2 separate regions of the Homo sapiens genome follow, and region 1 is linked to region 2. A link is a loop called in an ENCODE intact Hi-C map of the cell type or tissue named here. Cell type or tissue: body of pancreas. All regions are shown on one strand. Links, peaks and the distances in the headings refer to the core of each region. The heading gives the core; the rest is flanking DNA. Region 1 has its middle 7.3 kb from the start of AFG2B. Region 2 holds the start of TRH-GTG1-8 (tRNA-His (anticodon GTG) 1-8).

Region 1 (12,646 bases), core at 6,168-8,667, 190 kb before region 2:
CTGCAACCCAAATTTGTGAGTTGACAAAACTGATATTTTAGAGTGCTTAAGTTGCTGGGAAGTTTTTTTTTTCTATCTATGCAAATAATCAATTACAGACTGTGTAGTAATATCTTATCAATGGGAAGTACTGTCAGATCTGGGATCTTAAGACCCATGCCAGTTCCTGATCTCATTCTGTCCAAACTTCATGGCAGACATGACAGACTTCTTGACTTGACAGTAACTTACCTGGTCTCAGCTGTACTTGTCTGCTTAAATCGATTCTGGAACAATTTAGGAATCAGAAAATAGCAGGAGGAGGTCTTGAAATGGATAAGTCACCCATTACTTCCTGTTTTCTTTTTTCCTCTTAATCCCATTGGCTTCAGTTCTTTTTGGTTTGGGGACTTTTAAATAACAGCTTTGCATTTTTTGAAATAAAAAAAAAGCCATCGTTTTTACCGACCCCTAAAGGTGTGAATTACATGCCTATCAAGTTATTTTATCAGAAGCCTGTACCTCATCGAGTTCCTTCTATTCAGCTCCAAGAAGCTTTAAGGATCTGGGAGAGGGAAAGAAGACTTACTGAGGACAGGATAACTGTCTTAAATATGTAAAGGGATCTCATGTAAAAGAGTTAGTAGATTTACTTATATTTACAGTGCAGAAATGGCCAAGAAGTAAAGGTTTAATGGAGTGGAATAACCAAAGCCAAAACAGGGAGCCAATAAAGTTAAATCGGCCTCAAAATTTTCTGAATTGGTTTAAAACAGAGGCACAAACTATGCTATTAGGAATATGATGAGAAGGAAACTACATGTTGCTTTTGGTTGGTCTAAGAGGTTGATTTTATACAAGGTCAAACAAGAACCCTCTGACCTTATAGAATCCATATGCACAGGAAATATTATTTCACTTCACTCTTTCTCTAAAAGATCCAGTCTTTACCATAGGTTGCAAACAAAAGCAACAAGGAATTCTGTTACTGGGCCTTCAGCTCTTATCCACTCACTCTGAGCAAAACTATAAATGTCTTTCCCAATCATCCAGTAAAATCCATTCTGTCCCTTTAGGTCTAACCATTTGCAACACTATGATTTCAGCCATCTGAACATCCATATTTATCATGCCATTCAATGACATAATCTCCTTGTGATAAACCATTCTTTTTATTTTTAAAATTTTATTTATTTTTTAGACAGTCTTGCTCTGTCACCCAGTCTTGAGTGCAATGGCAGGATCTCAGCTCACTGCAACATCTGTTTCCCAAGTTCAAGCAATTCTCCTGCCTCAGGCTCCCAAGTAGCTGGGATTACAGGTGCCTACCACCACGCCTGGCTAACTTTTGGATTTTTAGTAGAGATAGGGTTTTACCCTGTTGGCCAGGCTGGTCTCGAACTCCAGGCCTCAAGTGATCCACCTGCCTCAGCCTCCCAAAGTGCTGAGATTACAGGCATGAGCCACTGCACCTGGCCTCCTTGTGGTAAACCATTCTAATGGGAGTTGTGTGGCTCTTTTGCTTAGTTGTTTTTAATCTGACCAGAAATTTGTTAATTCTATGAATTGAAGAACATCAATTAAAGCACTAGAATTGAACCACTAGAGGGAGTCCAGAACCAACTAAGCCTGAAGGCTACAGGATTGTTAGGACGTTGGTGTTCTCAACTGTGGTTTCCACTCAATTTTCCCAGGATTCACACCTAGGTGTATGAAGCCATCTGTTGTCTCTATATATTATCTGGCTTAGTCTGTTCAGGCTGCTGTAACAAAATACTACGAACGAGGTAGCTTATAAATGACAGCAATTTATTTTTTACAGTTCTGGAGGCTGGGAAGTCAAAGACAAGGCACTGGCAGATTCCATGACTGGTAAGGGCCCCCTGTCTAGAGACAGCTCATTGTACCTGCACATGGTGGAAGGGACTAGCTAGCTCCCTCATGTTTCTTTTATAAGCACACTAATCCCATTCATGAGGGCTCCACTCTCGTGACCTAATCACCTCCCAAAAGGCCCTGACTCCTACTACCATCATCTCAAGGGTTAAAATTTCAACAAATGAATTTTGTGGAGGACACAAACACTGAGACCCTAGCAGTAACTGACTTATTTTCACATAATTTTTCACAAGCCTCAAGCTGTGTAAAACTCAGTTTCTAAGTTAAAATTTAATTTTTGTGTTAAGTATAAAAATGAGACTGTTCCTAAATCCAAAATTTAGTGGTAGGTCAAAATCCAAACCGATGGAATTCATCTTGCTATAGCCTAGAAACATTTCTAGCTTTAAATTGTTTCAAATAGCTTTGCCAAACAAAATCTTTTGTGAGATTTTCCCGAAAAGGTACATGTGACAAATGGTTTCTCTTTATGTCCTTTGTTACATTCAAGGTTACAATCTGTCTAATTTTTAATTAACTATAAAAATTCTTAATTAACTGTAAGTCTATAATTCAAAAGAAATAATTGGAATCTGTTTCTTTAGGATAATGATCATGCAATATTTTTGTCCCTTCAGCATATTATATATGTATATAAAAATATATTCCTGTATATGAAAAAAATCTAAAGAAAATGGTTAAACCAGTAGCATGAGTCATCTGTAGATTAAATAATGTTAATCTTTCCAGCATTTCCATTTTTGTGTTATGTTCAACCCTAATATATTTGAACATTAGCAATGACTATGAGTTGTAATAGATGAATAGAGATTTGTTTAGCCACCCTTGAAAAAGCATGATTTGCAAACACTTTCATCTCAACATGCTCATGTAGATGTAGTAAGTGACTTATTTCCACGGATAGCTAATATGCCGAACCTGTGTTCATAAAGTATGTAATGAAAATCCCCCTAAATGGGACATTGTTAAAATTGTTCTTTAGAATCTTCCATCTTTACTTTTTATCTTGTATCCAGGTTAGAATTAGTCTTTAGAGTAATTCTAGATATAGAATAAGTTATAGAATCAGAAGAAGGAGGATGAAAATATTTGCTGGATTTCAAATGACCTGCAGACTACAGTTCATAGAACATCATTCTGAAAGTCTGTTCTTGCACATTTTCAGGAAATTGCTTGATTCATCATTTTTTAGAAGTTAATGTTAAGGTAATTTTTCCCTATGATGTTGGTTCACACTTTTCAACAAACATAATAATTATATATTTATTAAAACAAATATTTATTGAACATCTACTTCTTGCTAGTTACTATACCAGAGGCTGAGTATTTGGTGGCAAACAACAACAATAAAAACACTGTAATCCTTGCCTTCATGAAGCTTATAGTCTACTGGGAAGTCAAACATTGAAGAAGTAAACAAGTGAATAAATCTGATAATTAAAGGTGATGAAAATTGCTTTGAAAGAAATAAACGGAAAAGGGCTACTTTAAACAGGTATTAAGGATAGGAAAAACAAAACAAATTGTTTTTCCTACTCTCATACACCACTCAGCCACTCAACACAGCACTTCTGACACCAGGTGTTGGTTGGGGAGTTCCCCACATATCAAGCAAATTCTCCCACAGATACCACCTGGGTGTCCTCTAATTCAATTCAATGCTGAGACTATCTACCTGGAGATAGCATCAGACTCCACAGGTTCAGGGCCCAGTCCCTCAAGACTGCCCCCCACCTTCAGATGCCAATCACAAGTTCCAGATTGTGACTTGTGCTTCTGACCAGGGACGGTCTGTAAATTGGGCTTCCCATGACCCCCTTCTTAGGTTCTATTAATTTACTAGGATGGCTCATGGAACTCAGGAAAACACATTACTTACATTTACTGGCTTATTAATAAAGGATGTAATAAGGATACAGATGAACAGCCAGGGGATACAAAGGGTGAGATCTGGAAGGGTCCTGAGTACAGGAGCTTCTGTCCCCATGGAGTTGGTATGTACCACATTCCAGGCACATGGATGTGTGTTTGCCAACCTGGAAGCTCTCTGAACCCCATAGTTAAGGGATTTTTATGGGGCCTTCATCACGTAGGCATGATCAATTATTAACTCAATTTCCAGCCTCCGTCCCTCTCTGGAGAATGGAGGTAGGGGCTGAAAGCTCCAAGTTTATGATCATGGTTGGGCTTTCCGGTGACCAGCCCTCATCTAGGAGCCGGGCAAGAATTGCCTTGGTAGAACAAAAGACTGCTCCTATCACTCAGGAAAGTCCACGGGATTTAAGAGCTCCATGTCAGGAACGAGAGTGAAGACCAAACATTAGAACCAAAGATTCTCCTAGCACCCCTGTAACTCAGGAAATTACAAGGGTGTTGGGAGCTCTAGGCCAGAGACTAGAGGCAGAGACCATATATATATTTCTTACTTCACAACAGGAAAGGAGAGAAGGTCTCTGAGGAAGTGACATTCCAGCTGAGACGTGAAGGATAAGTAGAAACCAAGCAGAAGAATTGGAAGAGGAAAGGGAAGAGGGAAAAGCCTGTGCCAATGCCCTGAGATTGGAATATGCTTTTTGTGTTTAAGAAATTAACAGAAGGTCAGTATTATCTTTACCATACTTATGGCTTTTTTTTTTTTTTTTTTTTTTTGAGACGGAGTCTCACCCTGTTGCCCAGGCTGGAGTGCAGTGGCGTGATCTCAGCTCACTACAACCTCTGCCTCCTGGGTTCAAGTGATTCTCCTGCCTCAGCCTCCCGAGTAGCTGGGATTACAGGCACAATGCTGCCACGCCCGGCTAATTTTTGTATTTTTAGTAGGAACGGGGTTTCTCCATGTTGGCCAGGATGGTCTCGATCTCCTGACCTCATGACCCGCCCACCTCAGCTTCCCAAAGTATTGGGATTACAGGTGTGAGCCACTGTGCCCAGCCCAAATACTGTATCTTAAGACTGACTATACCATACCTTTGGAAACTGTGTGCTGCCAGCTTATCTAAACATTCATCTACTCTTTTCTATTTCTACCATCAATAGGAATTTTTGTTACTTTTATTGGATCATTGCGAAAATGTCCTAATTAAACACCATCCCTCCAATCTCTCCCTAAATTGTAACTATATTAAACCAGCCAAGAAAAATCTCTTATACTTTGACTGGTTTGAGGACTATATCTGAGTTATATTAAATCTGACAATTTAGTTTATCTAAATGAATTATAGAGCTTTCAAACTTGTCTAAGCATTGACCCAGTATTGTGTAAGATCAGATCTTGGGGACTGAGCCAGAGAGAAGACCAGGCTCCAGGAACAAGGAAGATACTGTCCAGAAATGGTTTATTCATAGCAACTTCAAGGCAAGTTTATCAACTTTCCTCGATCGCTTTCCCTCCTCCAAGATAAGTATTCCTGCTCTGAGTTTCCTTGATACCCTGTGCGTACCTCTTAGAGCAGTTATCGTATTATGTTTTAGTTGTGGTATCCTTGTCTTTCTAAACCCTTTAAGGACAGAAAATGAGTCTTGCTCTTCTCCAGGTGCTCTGTACTTACCACAGTACCTAAAGGATTTAAGTGTAAAATCAAGATATGTTGAATGAATGAATGAGTAGCAGCAAGGCTGGATTGGTAAAATGGGACTTAGTCGTGGAAAGCTTGAATGCCATTTTTTTTTTATTCATTCTGTACCAGGAAATGTGCGGTAAATGGGAGGGAATGACATCCAGAGCACTATAGTACAATGGTGGACAGGGCAGAGTTAATGGTATTCTCTCCTCCAAGTAAATGCTTTACTCCAGGACATTCATTTATAAATCCTTAATGCAAATTTAACTTCCCTCCAGGAAGATGTATTTCACATCTTTAGTTCAAATTGTTCTTGTCTTAATCTGAGGTCCTGTAGCACTGTCCATACATTTATGCATCTAGTTGCATTCTGTTTGCATTGCTAGACAATTGTTTAAAGTGACTTTGTATTATTTTTCCAGTGAGATCTTTAAGTGATTTGGGAATTTGTACCTCTTTTTTCTAATCTTTTATAATTTTTGTTCCCCATCCCAGCGTTGAGCAAAATGCTAGGTGTTTAATAGTTAAATCTGTCTGTTTCCTCAAATACTAGAAATCCACTTAGTTTTTATTTGAATCTAGGAGAATGAGCTTGAAAAATCTAAAAAAAATTGGTTTGGGTTTTATACCTAAGGTATATTAGAGTTGAGAATTTTAGCCTGCTATAATAACTCTTAGATCTTTAGAACACTCAGACTTGTCTAGTAGTTGACCTAATATTAAATATGACCTGGTCTTGGGGACTGAGCCAGAAACAAGGCCAGCCTACAGATAGGATAGAGATTGTCTGCAAATGGCTTATTCATATTAATTCTCAGGTATCCATTTCATCAAAGTTTCCTCTAGTGCTTTGCTACACCCCATCCAAAAAATGGGATGAAGTCTTGATTTCTTCTTTCTAAGACACTAAAATCAGACAGAGGAGACAGAAATATCTGTTTGCTGCACCATTATTTCTCACTGATGGACAAGATCTTGCCAAAACAATGCAAGCCCTGAGAGACAGGGGAGAGAGAGATCTCATGACCTTTTAGCCTTGGAATGGGAGGGCTGACTCCAAAAGAAATGACCCGCTGGGTTCCAAAATAGCAAAACTGAAGACAAAAGGATGAAGATACGTGTTCTGAATCCTCTCAAACTGAGCAGATAGGGAACTTTGTTTAGAATAATTACATTATTCACCCCATCCTTGGTACTGAATGTTTCATTTGTCCATTGAAATGAAGGTCACTGTTTCCCTCCCACACCCTAAAATATGTGAGAGTAGCCATGAATGCCTAGGCATTTTTCAGAATTTTCTTTGTCCCACTTCTTTATAGACCTGCAAACTTTTCTGACTTTGAGTGAACTCAGTATGTTTCAGAACCATGAAATAGTGCCTGACCCGCCTGGTGCCTTTGGAATGAAGTTTTGGCAAACACACTACGCCCAGATAGAATTCAACAATTCTTCCTCTGGTTTTCCTCAACATGTAACCTTCCCACCTTTTTAGCACTTGGCTTAATTCTGCCTTGAGTTAGTTGTTTTCCTGTCTGTCTTTCCTCTACTTCAGCAGTCCCCAACCTTTTTGGCACCAGAGACCGATTTTGTGGAAGACAATTTTTGCACAGATGGGGTGTGGCAGGAGGATGATTTCAGGATGAAACTGTTCCACCTCAGATCATCAGATAGGCATTAAATTCTCATAAGGAACGCACAACCTAGATCCTCTGCATGCCAGTTCACAGTATATAGTAAGATTCACACTCCTATGATGATCTAATGCTGCTGATCTGACAGGAGGTGGAGCTCAGGTGGTAATGCTCGCTCAGTCCTGCTCGCCTCCTGCTGTGTGGCTTGGTTCCTAACAGGCTGTGGACTGGCAGCGGTCTGTGGCCCAAGGGTTGGGGACCTCTGCTCTACTCCCTCCTGATTGTAAGAGTTGATGCTATGTGTTAGTCATCTTTGATCTTTCATTCTACCTTCTTCCAGCAGGGGCTAGCATTGCTACTGGCTTGCTGTATGGTCTTGAGCAATTCATTTAACCTTTCTGAGCCTGATTCTTAAAATCTTTGAAATAGATTATTGTGAGATTAAGTGACATACTACAGGTTGAGCATTCCTAATCCAGAAATCCAAAATGCAAAATGCTCAGCATCAAAAACTTTTTGAGTGCTGACATGATGCTCAAAGGAAATGCTCATTACAGCATTTCAGATTTTGGATTTCTGAATCCAGATATTGAATCAGTTAAGTATAATGCAAATATTCCAAAATTCAAAAAAATCCAAAGTCCAAAACACTTCTGGTCCCAAGCACTTCAGATAAGGGATACTCAACCTGTATGATGTTCATTGTAATTATTATCATCTATCAGGATGTTATGAGATAATTTATAGAAATTTCTTTTGAAGGGTAAAAGCTCTATTGGCATGTAATGTAAGGCTCCAATAAACAGTAATAGCTACACAGATAGAGTACCAGGTACAGTTGTAAGTGTTTACAGTATGATCTCATTTAATCCTCCCAATAACCTTGGGAGGTTGGAACTATTTTTTTTTTTTAATTTATAGTTGAGAGAACTGAGGCGCAAAATGTTAAGTAGCTTTCCCAAGTTCACACAGCTAGTAAGTGGCAGACCTAGGATTCAAAACTAAGTGGCTTGGCTGGCTCCAAAGTTTCCACTCTGAACCACTACACTATGCTACGCTATAACCAAATCTGGCTTTGCAAACCACACCCACCAATTAATAGTTATGTGACCTTAGACAAGGCTTTAAAATTTTACACCTGATTTTAATCATTTGTAAAATGGAAATAAAACTAATACCTACCTCATAGGTTCATTTATCCAACAAATATTTCTTGAGCTCCTACCATTTGCTATATGCTGGGAATACCACAATATCATGATAACTAAATTCATGTAATGCACTTGGCTACTGCCAGGCACATATTAAGTGGTCAGTGTTAATTATTATTTTAATTAATAGTAATAAGCCAGTGACCTCTCTGAGACATATTTCCCATTACTTGGCTAGAGATTGTTCTATGTCATCACCATATAGCTGTTTTCTACTGATCCCCTAATTGTATTTTAAATTTTCAAATTGTATTTGAAAAAGAAGAAAACAGCAATACAAGTATCTTCCAGGGCTCAACAGAGTGGCTACTTTGAAGTGGATCTGATACATAATAAAGGCTAGGCAGGCATACAAAATATGCTTACTGCAAAGGAACATGAAGTACATTTGGTGAATGTGAAGATATGAAGATGATCAAATACAATGCTTTTGGGAAATTTATGGTGAGATCATCTTGGGAAACAAAGATGTGGCCCCACATTACATCCCTGGTGATACATAAAAAAACCCAGCATCCTACTTCTCAGAATCTATCTAGGAATGAATGGCTTGTTGTGGGTGCTCTTCTATGCTGTGCTTTGGTGCTCTCAGGATTCATCCTGTGTTTACCTACCCCACGTTCTGTGACAGCCAGAAGTAATTTGCTAGGTTACATAGAGACTTTATCTCTGTAGACTGCTGGTAATCAAATGAGATGATATGTATGAAATCATTTTGAAACATTACACACACACATGCACGCACACGCACGTGCATACACATGCAGAAAGTTTTCCACAAGAGTGTTGTAGTCACGTAGAGAGAATGCGCACTGTAGGAACCAGATACGGAAAGTACCTTCTTCCTCATTTCTAAGCTTGCTCTCAGCATCTTTTTCTTCCTTTCTGTCACCAAGTTTGCCTTCCTGTCCTGACTAGTTCCCCTTCTGCCCATTTCAGTTCCTAATAACAACAGTAGCTAACATGTGAGTGGTTATTTTAAGTGCTTTACATGTATTAATTCATTTAATCATAACTCTATGAGTTACATGCTATTATTATCCTTATTATATTTGAGAAAGCTGAGGTACAGAAGGGTTAAGTCACTTACACAAGGTCATACAGCTTAAATTGTAGGGTCAGGCTTTAAAGCTGGGTAGTTTGGTTCCAGAGCCCACACTCTTTATTATGATGGTATACTGTGTTTTACTCTGCCATAGGGCCTGCCACTGTCTGAGGTACACATCTGCCAACCTAAAATCTTTTGTATCCTTTTATTTTTTGTGTTTTTTTTTCTTTAGCAGAAGAACTTGAAAATTTTTTAGGCAGCAATTGGCAGTTTTTCTCTTTGCCTTCTACAATTCAATCAATGAAGCCAGAATCACTTTTGCCTAACACCAACTCTAATATAAATTTGTTACTCAGTTATGAGAAATGCAGAATCTTACCAAGTGGTATAATTCATGCTACAAACTTTGATCTTTAGTAATTGTCTGGGGCAATAATTCTGCACAGTGTTAACTAAACCACTGGCTAGCTTATACACACAAACAAATCTATTCAAGAAATGAAGTCAAAATCTCAGCTATTTTTCCTCTGCTGATTACTTGGTGTAAGATAACATTCAAGCTACTACTTGCTCAACGGTTAGGCACAAAGTTGGCAAAATCAGCTCTCTTCATGGCATTATAAAAAGAGATGAGCATTGTTTTTGTTGTTGTTGTTTTTTGAGATACAGTCTCGCTCCGTCACCCAGGTTGGAGTGCAGTGGCACGATCTTGGCTCAATGCAACCTCCGCCTCCCGGGTTCAAGTAATTCTCCTGCCTCAGCCTCTAGAGTAGCTGGGATTATAGACATGTGCCACCATGCCCAGCTTTTTTTTTTTTTTTGTATTTTTAGTAGAGATGGGGTTTCACCGTGTTGGCCAGGCTGGTCTCAAACTTCTGACCTCAGATGATCCACCTGCCTTGGCCTCCCAAAGTGCTGGGATTACAGGCATGAGCCACTGCTCCCAGCCAACGTTGTTTTGAAACGTATACAAAATACCTTTCTAAGGTATTAGAATAGAATGGTGAGAAACTAGGACTTCAACAGAACCTTGAGGTTAACTAGTTTGTACAAGTAGGCGTGGAGAGATTAAGTGACTTGCTCAAGGTTATCCAAGTAGTTAATGGTCAAGCAGTGATCTCCAGGTCAATTCTGATCTCCACATCTGCATTCATGGTGCACTTCCCTGAGCACTGCACTTCTGACTGGAACTGTCTCAGACAGGCTGTGTGGTCATCCATACAGTGATGTGAAAGACTTCTCATAGTTGAAAGACCTTTATTAGTTGCCCTAATAAAGGCACTGTATTTCACTCAGGAATCATATACTTCATTTTATATTTAAATAAGTAGATTCTGTGTATCTTATCAGCTTAATTTGAAAGGGCTAAGGGGTTGGCTACTATGGCTTAAATCCTAAAGGACAGACTTCTGCTTATGAGAAAATAGTAGCAGAAACAATGTTATAAAATGTGCATTGATGCTGTCCTAAAATCCTCAAGTGCAATTTTGGGGTAAGAAGCCTCAAGTTCTAGAAGTAGACCTTCTCTCCACACAACTGATGATAATACTAGCTTATTGTCATTTTGATGTGATCTGGATACCTCCTTTCACTGAATCAAAGGAACCATAGCATCAAAGGTCATTTAAGGAAAATAATTTTCATTCCTTTCTTTGGTTTCTATTAGAGGAATGTGTTTTTAATTTTTGTCACCTAGCTCCTTCTTTTTGTAATATTCAACTGTACTTAAAAAACAATCCATGTCTAAAATATTTTGCAGCATGAGAGAAAAGCTCCAACTGCCTTAGGAACTCACCAGCCCTGTCAACAGCCAGACCACAATATTTGGTGTGTGGGATTCCCTAAGTCCTTGCTCAGCATGTGACCTATGGACTGGCAGCATGGGTATCACGTGGGAGGTTGTTAGAAATGCAGAATCTTGGCTGGGCACAGTGGCTCATGCCTGTAATCCCAGCACTTTGGGAGGCTGTGGCAGGCGGATCGCTTGAGCCCGGGAGTTTGAGACCAGCCTGACCAACATGGCAAAGCCCTGTCTCCACTAAAAACGCAAAAATTAGATGGGTGTGTGCCTGTAGTCCCAGCTATTCGGGAGGCAGGGGCACAAGAATTGCTTGAACCTGGGAGGTGGAGGTTGCAGTGAGCTGAGATCACGCCACTGCACTCCATCCTGGGCAACAGTGTGAGACTCTGTCTCCAAAAAAAAAGAAAAAGAAAAAGAAAAAAGAAAAAAAGAAATGCAAAATCTTAGGCCTGAATCAGAATTTGCCTTTTAACAAGCTCCCCAAGTGATTCCTATGTGCATCCCTGGATGCCTTTGTAAGAATACCTATTGCTTCTTTCTAGTCTAGAAGTGAGGCTGAGACTTTCTGTACCACTACTCCAAGATACAAACCTTAAGTTAAAAACAAGAAGTCAGCCTGAGCAACATGGCAAAAACCCATCTCTGCAAAAAATACACAAATTACCTGGGCATGGTGGCATGCACCTGCTGTCCCAGCTATTCAGGTGACTGAGGTGGGAGGATCACTTCAGCCTGGGAGGTGGAGCTTGCAGTGAGCCCAGATTGTGCCACTGCACTTCAGCCTGGGCAACAGAGCAAGACTTTGTCTAAAAAACAAAACAAAACAAAAAACCCTGCAAAAACAAGAAGTCTTTGATTATTTGGGAGCATAGCTTCATTAATTTTGTTGGATAGTTATCAAACCATAGAAACTTGGATTGGAAGAAACCTTAGAGGTCATCAAGTTCAACCGTCATCACTGCTGTGAATTTCAGTATAATGACCAATTTTTGTAAAAAGGTTAAATTGTGTTCAGGATATTCTGTTCAAGAAGATGAAAAGTATTTAATTCATCTTAGAAAGGCAGCCATACAAATGGGAGAAGTTTATATATTTAAAAACTTTTAGTGTTAAAGGAAAAAGCTTCAGTTGTCTGGAAAGTTTATTGATATGAAATGTGTTGGCCATGATGATATCCCCTAAGGAGGGCTTTATCTTTTAAACTCATATTCCAACTATTTTATATCTGCCAAACGTTACTGTCTTGCACAATTATAACTTTAACTTCCTCCAACTAAGAAAATTATTACTTATCAAACTAAATTTTCCATAAGGAGAGGAAAAGAGATAAATCTTCCTTGCAGAAGAATTCCAAGCAATATATGTATGTAAACCCCTCTTCCTTTCCAGGGGAGTTGGTCTCGGAGACTCAATTCCAAAGAATAAAGTATGAAAAGGAAAAAACACCAACCAACTTTACAGAGGAAAAACCCGGCAGACACTACCTTAAGCAAATGACAGGGTTAATACCATCAGTGATA
Region 2 (9,948 bases), core at 3,410-5,909:
ATTCATTCAGCCCACCTTCACTTCAGGAAGAGAAATTAAGCTCTACTTCTTTTTTATTTTACTTTGAGACTGGAGTCTCGCTCTTATCGCCCAGGCTGGAAAGCAATGGCGTGATCTCAGCTCACTGCAACCTCTGCCTCCTGGGTTCAAGCAATTCTCCTGCCTCAGCCTCTGGAGTAGCTAGGATTACAGGTGCTCACCACCAAGCCCAGCTAATTTTTGTATTTTTAGTGGAGACAGAGTTTCACCATGGTGGCCAGGCTTGTCTTGAACTCCTGACCTCTGGTGACCCGACTGCCTCGGCCTCCCAAAGTGCTGGGATTACAGGTGTGAGCCACCGTGCACGGCCTCTACTTCTTTTTAAAAAAATTTTTTTAGAGATGGGGTCTAGCTATGTTGTCCAGGCTGGAGTGCAGTGGCTATTCATAGCCACAATCATAGTGCACTGTAGCTTCAAACTCCTGGGCTCAGGTGATCCTCCCACTTCAGCCTTCCAAGTGGCTGGACTATAGGCTTGTGCCATCAAGCCTGGCTAAGCTCTACTTCTTGAAGGGAGGAGTATCAGAGAATTTGTGAACATATGAACTTGTGAATCACCTGAGTTTTCTTGAAGCATTTGGCCAAAGAGAATTGAAGAAAAAGAAGTTATTTGCAGCTTTGATTATATGGTTAAAAATATTTTATCTAGACTCAGGACGAGGCCAGTGAACCAGAGTAGTCATGACACAGAAATAGTTTGACTTTTTGAAATTTTTTTATTTTTGATATGGAGTCTCGCTCTGTAGCCCAGGCTGGAGTGCAATGGTGCAATCTCGGCTCACTGCAACCTCCACCCCCTGGGTTCAAGTGATTCTCCTGCCTCAGCTTCCCGAGTAGCTGGGATTACAGGTGCGCACCACCACACCTGGCTAATTTTTGGGGTTTGTTTGTTTGTTTTTTGGTTTTTTTTTTGAGACAGAGTCTCACTCTGTCACCCAGGCTGGAGTGCAGTGGCACGATCTCGGCTCACTGCAAGCTCCGCCTCCCGGGTTCACACCATTCTACTGCCTCAGCCTCCCGAGTAGCTGGGACTACAGGCGCCCGCCACCACGCCTGGCTAATTTTTTTGTATTTTTAGTAGAGATGGGGTTTCACCACATTAGCCAGGATGGTCTCGATCTCCTGACCTTATGATCCACCCGCCTCAGCTGGGATTACAGGCATGAAACACCGTGGCCAGTATGACTGAAATTTAGAAGAAAGTTTGGAAATAAAAGAAATTCAAGTCAGATTGTTGCAATTTTTGTATGTATCTTTCCCTTTTAACTTAAAATTACATTTGAAATTTGCACATTGTACCATCATGTCAAATGCTCAATGCTAACAATATCAGTATAACATGGATACGTCTCTTTTCATGCTGTTTTGGCTACCCTGACTCTAGAAAACATTATACACTTGATATTAGATCTTCCTCTTTTGATCTGAGAGACCAAAATGGATGCACCATTATCAAGTAAGACAGACTCAAAGCTTAAGGAAAGTAACTTACCTATGGGTCCAAGGTGCCGGCTGGCATAGCAAATTGCTAAATTCCTATGGCTAAGGTCTCTAATAATAGGAGCTATGAGCTCTGATTTACAACCCAGACCCCAAGTCTGATTAGACAGAGGACCAGCCTTACAAATATTCTTTTCTCAGAAGCTATTGCAGACCTTAAGCCAGTTTCAGACAGCTTATAGAGGCTGTGCACAAATTGCCTTGGTGTCCTATAGTTCATCTTTTGATGTGGAGCCAATTCCACCTCATTTCAATGCCAAAATCCTACCCCAAAGTGAACGTGGCATGTATGTTACATACATGTTTACCCATTGCCCATACATAGAGTTCCCTCATAAATATGTATAGCTTTTCCCCAAATCTGCTGAATGTGTATGACACAAGCTCTGTGAAGCATAAAACCCAACGTGTCCTTCCCCTCCTTGAAGAAAGAGCAGGCCAGGTGAGGTGGCTCACACCTGTAATCCCAGCCCACTGGGAGGCCGAGGTGGGTGGATCACTTGAGCACAGGAGTTCAAGACCAGACTGGGCAACATGGTGAAACCCTGTCTCTACAAAAAATACAAAAATTAGTTGAGTGTGGTGGTGTGTGCATGTGGTCCCAGCTACTTGGGAGGCTGTGATGGGAGGATGGCTTGAGACCAGGAATTCAAGGCTGCAGTGAGCTATGATCACACCACTGCACTCCAGCCTGGGTGACAGAATGAAATACTGTCTCAAAAAAAAAAAAAAAAAAAAAGAAGAAGAAGAAGAAAGAGCACCATTGGTCCACGTTGGAGACTTTCTCTTCCCAGCTGCAAACTGATATCACCAATATAGCTCTCCTTTCTACCATCTAGCCATCTTGGTGATCTTCTGGATGACACACTCAAGCCTCATATCCATTTTTTTTTATCCAACATGTTCATCCCCTCTACCTCCATGCTAAAGAGAAAACATCTATAGGTGTGATTTGAGGGAAGAGTCCCTCGTTCATCCCTAGATGAGTATTAGTCCCCGAGCTCCAACATCAACTACTAGTCCAGGGAGCAGAAATTCTCTTCTGTCTCTCCTGAATGAAGACTTTTATCAGGATATAATTATCCATTTACACCTAACCTTTCTAAAACACAGATATGACTATGTCTCTCTTCTGCTTAAAAATGGGAACTTAAATGCCCCTCTCCCCTCAATGCCTGACACAAAGCCTATGGACAGCCTTCAGGAAATTTGTGAATTCCTGATATTTTATCATAGGTGTATTACTTTGGAGAACAAGGCTGTGGCTGTCAATGGATCCCCAAAGCAATGTTACCACAAAATGTGAAGAAACACCAGCCTCCAGGAAAAAGGCCTGACTCAAGTAAGAGATTCATCAAAATTTGGCTCCAGCCTCTCACCCTCCACTCTCTCCTCCATATCTTTGTTGTTTCTTTGTTTGTTTGTTTTAGGGGGAATTACAGGCATGTGCCATTGCACCCATCTAATTTTTGTATTTTTAGTAGAGATGGGGTTTCACCATGTTGGCCAGGCTAGTCTCGAACTCCTGGCCTCAAGTGATCCGCCCTCCCCGGCCTCCCTCCCCTCCATATCTAATGTTGTAGCTACAACTTGTCTTTTCCTATGCTATCTGTGCATCATACTTCCTTGCTTTTACTTATGCCTTTCTCTTTGCCTAGAATACCCTTTCCTTTTTATCTTTTTTGAGACAGAGTCTCATTCTCTCACCCAGGCTGGAGTGCAGTGGAGCAATCTCGGCTCACTACAACCTCCGCCTCTCAGCCTTAAGTGATTCTCCTGCCTCAGCCTCCCAAGTAGAATATCCTTTCCCTTTCTTTTCCAGGAAAAGTACTATGCATGCCTTGGAACTCAGATCAAATGTTGTATCCTGGTAGAATCAACGATCTAAGCTCCAACACACTTTGTATATATGTCTGGCATAGTTCTAATTAGTTCTTCACTCATCTGATTAACCCCGAACTAAAATGATCTCAGAGTAAGAATGGGTCTTATTTAATTCATATCTCCAAGGCCTAGCACAGATCATACTAGGCACTACTGGTTATTGGGCAGGAGGATAGGTGTCAGCATGGACCATTGCCCAACAGAACAGGAACACATCTCCCTCTGAGCATGCCTCCTCAGACCCCCTACTCACCCAGGACCATTTCTGCTCAGCCTGATGCTTTGGCTCTCTGAACTCTGTAGTGAGCTTTGTATTTGCAGATTTTTCTGACCAGTAACTCAAAACTAATTTTGGAGACCAACATTGCCAATTTAAAACGTTTCCAAGAAAAGATGTTTTTTAAAACCTATCACTGGCTGGGTACAGTGGCTCATGCCTGTAATCTCAACACTTTGGGAGGCCGAGGCAGGTGGATTACCTGAGGTCAGGAGTTCAAGACTAACCTGGCCAACAAGGTGAAACCCCGTCCCTACTAAAAATACAAAAATGAGCTGGGTGTGGCGGCACATGCCTGTAATCCCAGCTACTCAGGAGGCTGAGGCAGGAGAATCGCTTGAACCTGGGAGGCAGAGGTTGCAGTGAGCCAAGAGCAAGACTCCGTCTAAAAAACAAACAAACAAAAACAAAAACAAACAAAAAAACACCTATCACCTACTTTCTCCATAGTTTTATAAAAGTCACTTTAATACCTCAAAAATAAAAAGGTCATTGTCTCAGCCTAGAGGACAGTCCTTTGGATTAAATGCATTTAGCATTTTAAAAGCTTACCACATTGACCTCATTTTTTCATTCAGTGGTGAAAAGTTTGTCCTAGTTTATCAGTTCTAAAAAGTTTGGAAACCACTGATTTAGACCTTTGCTTCTGCAAGGCAGCTCCTGCATTCTTCCTGACTCAGGAATTAGTTTCAGGTCTCATGCCAGGAATAAAGTCCTGCACCATCTTTCCCTACAGTTTCTTTTTGTGGATATGGAGAGAAGTACCTAGAAACAAGAGACCGACTACAGCATATTGAACAGTCTATGCTGGTCACTTGACTTTGGATGAGGGGCAAATCTCAGTTGACAAACTCAGCTCAAAAATAAACTACTCTAGGCAAGAAGTATCTTATACAGCTTTGCAGCCCCCAATGACTTAAGAACTAAGAGATGCTAGTTTATGGGAAGAATGAAGAATGAATGAATGAATGAATGAGTGGATGGATGGATGGATGGATGGATGGATGGATGGATGGATGAATGGATAGATAAGTAGATGGATGAAATCTGAGTCCTCATTACCCAGAGAATCCCTGTGGAACAGGCTCAGTTAAGTCAGAAGTGGTATGTTGCAAATTAAATGAGTCTTTTCCAGCCTCAGCTTTTCACTACTACTTCCTGGGGCACAGCGCCTTCTAGTGGAAATCCAGATGTGCTGCCTCCTCCCTAGACGGCCCTAAACATGGGCCCTTTGATGACTCCCTCCCAGATCACCATCTCCTCACTGTGAAAACCTCAATGACATCCCCATTGATGAGGCTCAGTAGATTCAGGCAGGTCCCTTCTAGTAACCCAAGTACTCACAAGATGAACAATGAAGGATTCCATTAGAGCTTTAGGCTAGAGCAGCACTTCTCAAACTTTCCTGTGCAGATGAATCACTTGGAGAGGACCTTGTGGAAAACCGAAGATTTTCACTGGGTAATTCTGAGTTGTGGATCAAGATTCTGAATTTTGGACAAGCCTTCCAGGACCAGAGCCTGCTGGTCCAGTGGCAGCTGCTCAACACTGCGCCCCTGTGGGGGTTGGCAGCTCCCAGATATACGAGGTATAACCAGGGAGTATAACCAGGAAGCTGTGGGGTTGATGGTTTAAGCAGACAATCTGAAGCTTATAAATTACTGTTGTCCCTTTCAAGGTTTGCCCTTTGAAGTCTACACACTCCTACCAAAAAAAAAAAATTGTTTTTCTTTTGCTGGAATGTTATTTATAAAACATTTCTGGCATTGTCATTGAAATTTTTGTGCCTTAAAAGACTCAGTGGTGACATTTTTCTCTTTGAAGGTAGCTTTAAAAGCAGTCAAAAGTTATTTCAAAATAGAATGTGATTATAAATATTGAGGTGGATGTACTCATATGGCTTATAAATTAGCCCTGAAAATAATCTCCAAATAAGAATTCCAAAAATATTTTGGGCAGCTGTTTGGAGAAAGTGGAATGCCTGATTTGAAACACAATACTCATTTGGATGTTTATGTTCCAGGGTGTTCATTTTTAAGGAGTTGATTTCATTATGTTATATTCCCATCTACTATATTATTTAAGTAAAACTTCAGTAGGGCTTTGTAAGTGCCAGGCACTATTGCTTTACAAATATTCATTCATTTAATCTTCATAACAATCCTTTTACAGATGAGAAGTCATTCTACAATCATTTTACAGGTGAGAAAACTGAGGCATGGAGACATGTTGCTTCCCCAGGGTCACCTAGTTAGTAAATGGATGAGTTGAGATTCAAATCTTAAACAGCCTACTTTCAGGTGTCAGAGGCTTCATTACTAAGCTATGCTAGCTCCCCCAACAGAGACGAGGTCTCATTATACTGTCTAGTCTGGTCTTGAACTCCTGGGCTCAAGCAATCCTCCCACCTTAGTCTCCCAAAGTGCTGGGATTACAGGCGTGAGCCACCATCCCCAACTTATGCTACCCCTTAATTAGAGTTAGGACTAGTCTAGTACTATCAACTACTGTACCTCAGGGTCTATCAGATGGAAGGGAAAAAAATTCAAAGTGACTTAGAGGTTGGAAACCTGCAGAAATTAACAAATCCAACCAAGATGGGAACAACTGGAGCTGGAATGTGTGAACAGGGTGCTCTTAAGTATAAGCACCCTACCTCTTTCCTGGCACTGAGACCTAGAGAAGAGTTCCAACCTCAAGCTGGAAGTGATAGGAGGAAATATTACATTCCCAGAATCAGAAATCATAAAACAATTTTAAAAGCAAGGGACCAACAGGAAGGGGGTGCTGACTGATTGCTCAGAGAGGGTGTCCCAGGGCAGCGGGGTCTTGATGAGGTCATTCCAGGCCAGGGTCTCCAGGAGCAGGGCTTTGCCAGCCCTGACATTCCATTTTGTCAGTGTACCTAGAGATAAGTAGGCACAAGGGAAATGAATTATGCTAACCAGACTCTTATGAGTCTAAACCAAAACACCCACAGTTAGGAGAACAGTGCCAATAAGCTTGTTCAAAGCATGCTTTTTCCTGTAGGGAAGTCTAATGGGCAAATCATTATCAAAGTCTGTTTTGTAAGGAAAATTGACTGAGTGACCTCAGAAGAGGATGTTATGAAATGTTGAGAGCTGGATGCGCCCATCTCATGGACTACCGTGTAGCTGCCAAAAAGGCAGCCCTCCCCTCGTGTCACTCTTCCTGCAACTAGGTCACAATACAACACTTTCAGTTCAGCTTTCTTTAGCATTCCTGACCTCAGACATGGATGGCTAGTGGGTTATCTCAGATGGTGAATGTTTGTGATTTTTGTTTTATTGGTTGACGCTTTTTTTTTTTTTTGAGACAGGGTCTTGTTCTGTTGCCCAGGCTGGAGTTCAGTGGCATGATCACGGCTCACTGCAATCTCCCCCTCCCAGGCTCAAGCAATTCTCCCACTTCAGCCTCCTGAATAGCTGGGACTACAGGTACACACCGCCACACCTGGCTAATTTTTGTATTTTTTATAGAGAGAGCTTCTCACCATGTTGTCTAGGCTGGTCTCAAACCCCGGAGCTCAAGCAATCCTCCCACCTCAGCCTCCCAAAATGCTGGGATTACAGGCATGAACCACCATGCCCAGCCTCTTGGTTGACACTTTTTCCTTGTAGTACTCTTAGAGAGTGGCTACTCCTAACTTTCTCCTCAGGGTGTGGGAGCAGCTCATTGCCTACTGAAGCACCTGCAGCAGGGCAGTGGGGGCTGGTCTTCAGGGGAAAAGCCAGAGCCTTTCCTGGCATCCCACCCTGACACCTTATTCCAGCCCACAGATTGAAATCCGTCACAGCAGTTATTTGGTGAGGGGTTGGAGGAATATAAGTCACCACATTCCTGTTGGCCAGTTCTTTTTTTGTTGTTGGCGATGTTGATTTTCTAGACATATAACGTTTGAATCAGTCATCCAAAGCTTGGCAAGTTCTCAGGCTCACCTTTCCCCATTCTATTTTGCGCAGAACACTCTCGAGGTGTGAGCTGTCCTGTTGTGTGGTTTAAACTCGCCAAATGTAGAGAACTGGGAGACTGGAGACCTGGGGAGATTACAGCCCCCACGCAGTGCCTTGCTTTTTTTTTTTTTTTTTTTTTTTTTTTTTTGAGACAGGGTCTTGCTCTGTCGCCCAGGCTGGAATGCAGTGGTGTGATCTCAGCTCACTGCAACCTCTGCCTCTCGGGTTCAAGCAATCCTTCCACCTTAGCCTCCCAGGTAGCCGGGACTACAGGCACACGCCACCATGCCCTAATTTTTGTATTTTGGGTACAGACAGGGTTTCGCCATGTTGCCCAGGCTGGTCTGGAGCTCCTGAGCTCAAGAGATCCGCCCACCTCGGCCTCCCAGAGTGCTGGGATTACAGGCATGAAGCCAGTGCCTAGCTTTTAAGTGCTGTTCATTCTTTACTGATTGATTGTGGGTAGAGGGGGCGCAACCCCATTGCAATGTCTGTCTCTCCCAGGAATGATCTCGGGCTTGCCTTGCCACCCTCAGGACACCTGAGAGGAGCTGGAGAGGCTCATTCCTCAGTGCCCTCTCATTCCCTCCTTGAGAGTGACATAGCCACCACCAGCTGCCTGAAAGTCAAATCCAAAACTCACTTCCATTTTGCCTAATGCCAAATGACAGACTTGAATTTGTTGAGTTTGGGTTTTTTAGGTCCACATAAAACAAGCAAACAAAATGTGCTTAAACTTGAGGTAGATTAGGGGAAAACCCTCCAGGAGAAAACCCCCTCTCACCTAGGAGACTGTGGAGATGAAGGCCACAAACCTCTCATTAGCACCCCTCATAGTGGCTACTGGAACCAGCACCTCTAGTGCAGTCATATATTTCACTTGTCACGGGATCTGAAGCAAAACGGTTCAGCGTATGGTCTAATCTGCATTCTTCTAACCCTTAATTAATGTTTGCACATTGTTCCTATCACCCCTTTGTCCCAAAGTATTGATGTTTTAGCTAGTGTGAAGGTTTTTAGAGGATCCAATATATGATTCGGTCATTCACAAGGGTAAAATAAAGAGTACCACACAGAAACTACACAAAAATAAAATAATCACATATTGGGGAAGGTGGGGGTGACTGATTCACTAGCAGATGAGAAAGGAAAGCCCCAGAGTGTGCACCGAACTTTTTGTGCACACTTCATTGTCCGTTATAATTTCAGCCCTGGCCAGGTAACAGCTTTTAGAGTTAGCTTCCCAGAAGAATGTGTGGCTTTCTAAGTCTAAAAAGAGGCCCTTGCCGTACCATTGTTTCCACAATGCCGTGACTCGGATTCGAACCGAGGTTGCTGCGGCCACAACGCAGAGTACTAACCACTATACGATCACGGCGAGCTACCGGGACGCCACGACGAGCAGCTGACCCAGTGTTGCCCTTCTCGTCTAGATGGCGGCCATTCCAGCTTTCCTAAGCGTCCATTATCTACCAGGTTCCTCCCGCACCCACGTTCACCCGCAAGAGCAGCCGGGAGCGCTGTGGACTCCCTAGCCCGAAGTCTCCTCTTGGCTGTACGCACGGACCGCAAAAGAAGGGACATGAAAGTGCTTTGCAACCAAAGGATTCCTATGAGGCCGGGCCTGCAATGATGTGAAGCCCCTGAGGACGCCCGAATGGTGGCCCAAAGTCTCTCTGACGCTCACCATGCCCTGACTATCATGCTATCTGAACGACTTTGGCTGGGACTGGAGCTCTTAAATTTTACAAGAAGGAAAATCAGTTCTGACCCACCACCATACAACTTCCTTGAGGCGCGAGGTAAGGGGAACCCCAAGAGCAGCCTCCACGGTGGAGAAATCGGCCACCGTGTCTGGTGCGCAGGCAAGTGTGGACCAAAATCGAGAAAGCAGAGATTAATGCTCTTGCGTGCCCTCAGATGGCTGCGAGGGTGGAGATAGGCTAGAACAAACAATGACAAATCAATGACATTGCAAGGGGGCGGGGCTTTCAACAGAGAAGAGTTCAGGCGACAAGCCGAGGTCCTGTGTCCCTAGTAGCTCGCCGTGATCGTATAGTGGTTAGTACTCTGCGTTGTGGCCGCAGCAACCTCGGTTCGAATCCGAGTCACGGCATTGTGAGGACAATGGCACGGCAAGGGGAGTTTGTTTTATTGTACCAATCCGTTTTTAATCCTGAGTTCACAACATTGTGGAAAATGGACCCCGATTCCCTTGTGACATTTGAGAGCGACGTTTACGCTGGCTCTGGCTAAATTGGACTTTGGAAAGAT

The links. Peaks named below come from ENCODE experiments on the same cell type or tissue, not always from the same donor. Only the 100,000 strongest peaks of a DNase experiment are listed, where the experiment ranks them.
Region 1: a loop joins it to region 2, with 6 times the contacts of the local background. A loop is called at or near these places in 73 of 110 quality-filtered maps.

The regions. Positions count from the first base shown.
Region 1 is chr15:45,388,751-45,401,396 of GRCh38, reverse strand. It overlaps a transcript of GATM not described here. Among named protein-coding and RNA genes, the nearest start is that of AFG2B, 7.3 kb to the left of the region's middle. RefSeq lists an enhancer at 9,237-9,506. In body of pancreas, for the core only: a CTCF peak has its summit at 7,401 (motif pointing right); a DNase peak (open chromatin) is centred at 7,276; H3K27ac peaks cover 2,500 bases.
Region 2 is chr15:45,200,255-45,210,202 of GRCh38, reverse strand. TRH-GTG1-8 (tRNA-His (anticodon GTG) 1-8) reads left to right here and starts at 9,719; the gene lies at 9,719-9,790. TRH-GTG1-9 (tRNA-His (anticodon GTG) 1-9) reads right to left here and starts at 9,052; the gene lies at 8,981-9,052. It also overlaps a transcript of SHF not described here. RefSeq lists silencers at 8,848-8,897, 8,918-8,977, 9,618-9,897 and enhancers at 8,851-9,360, 9,228-9,517. In body of pancreas, for the core only: a CTCF peak has its summit at 4,882 (motif pointing left); a DNase peak (open chromatin) is centred at 4,882.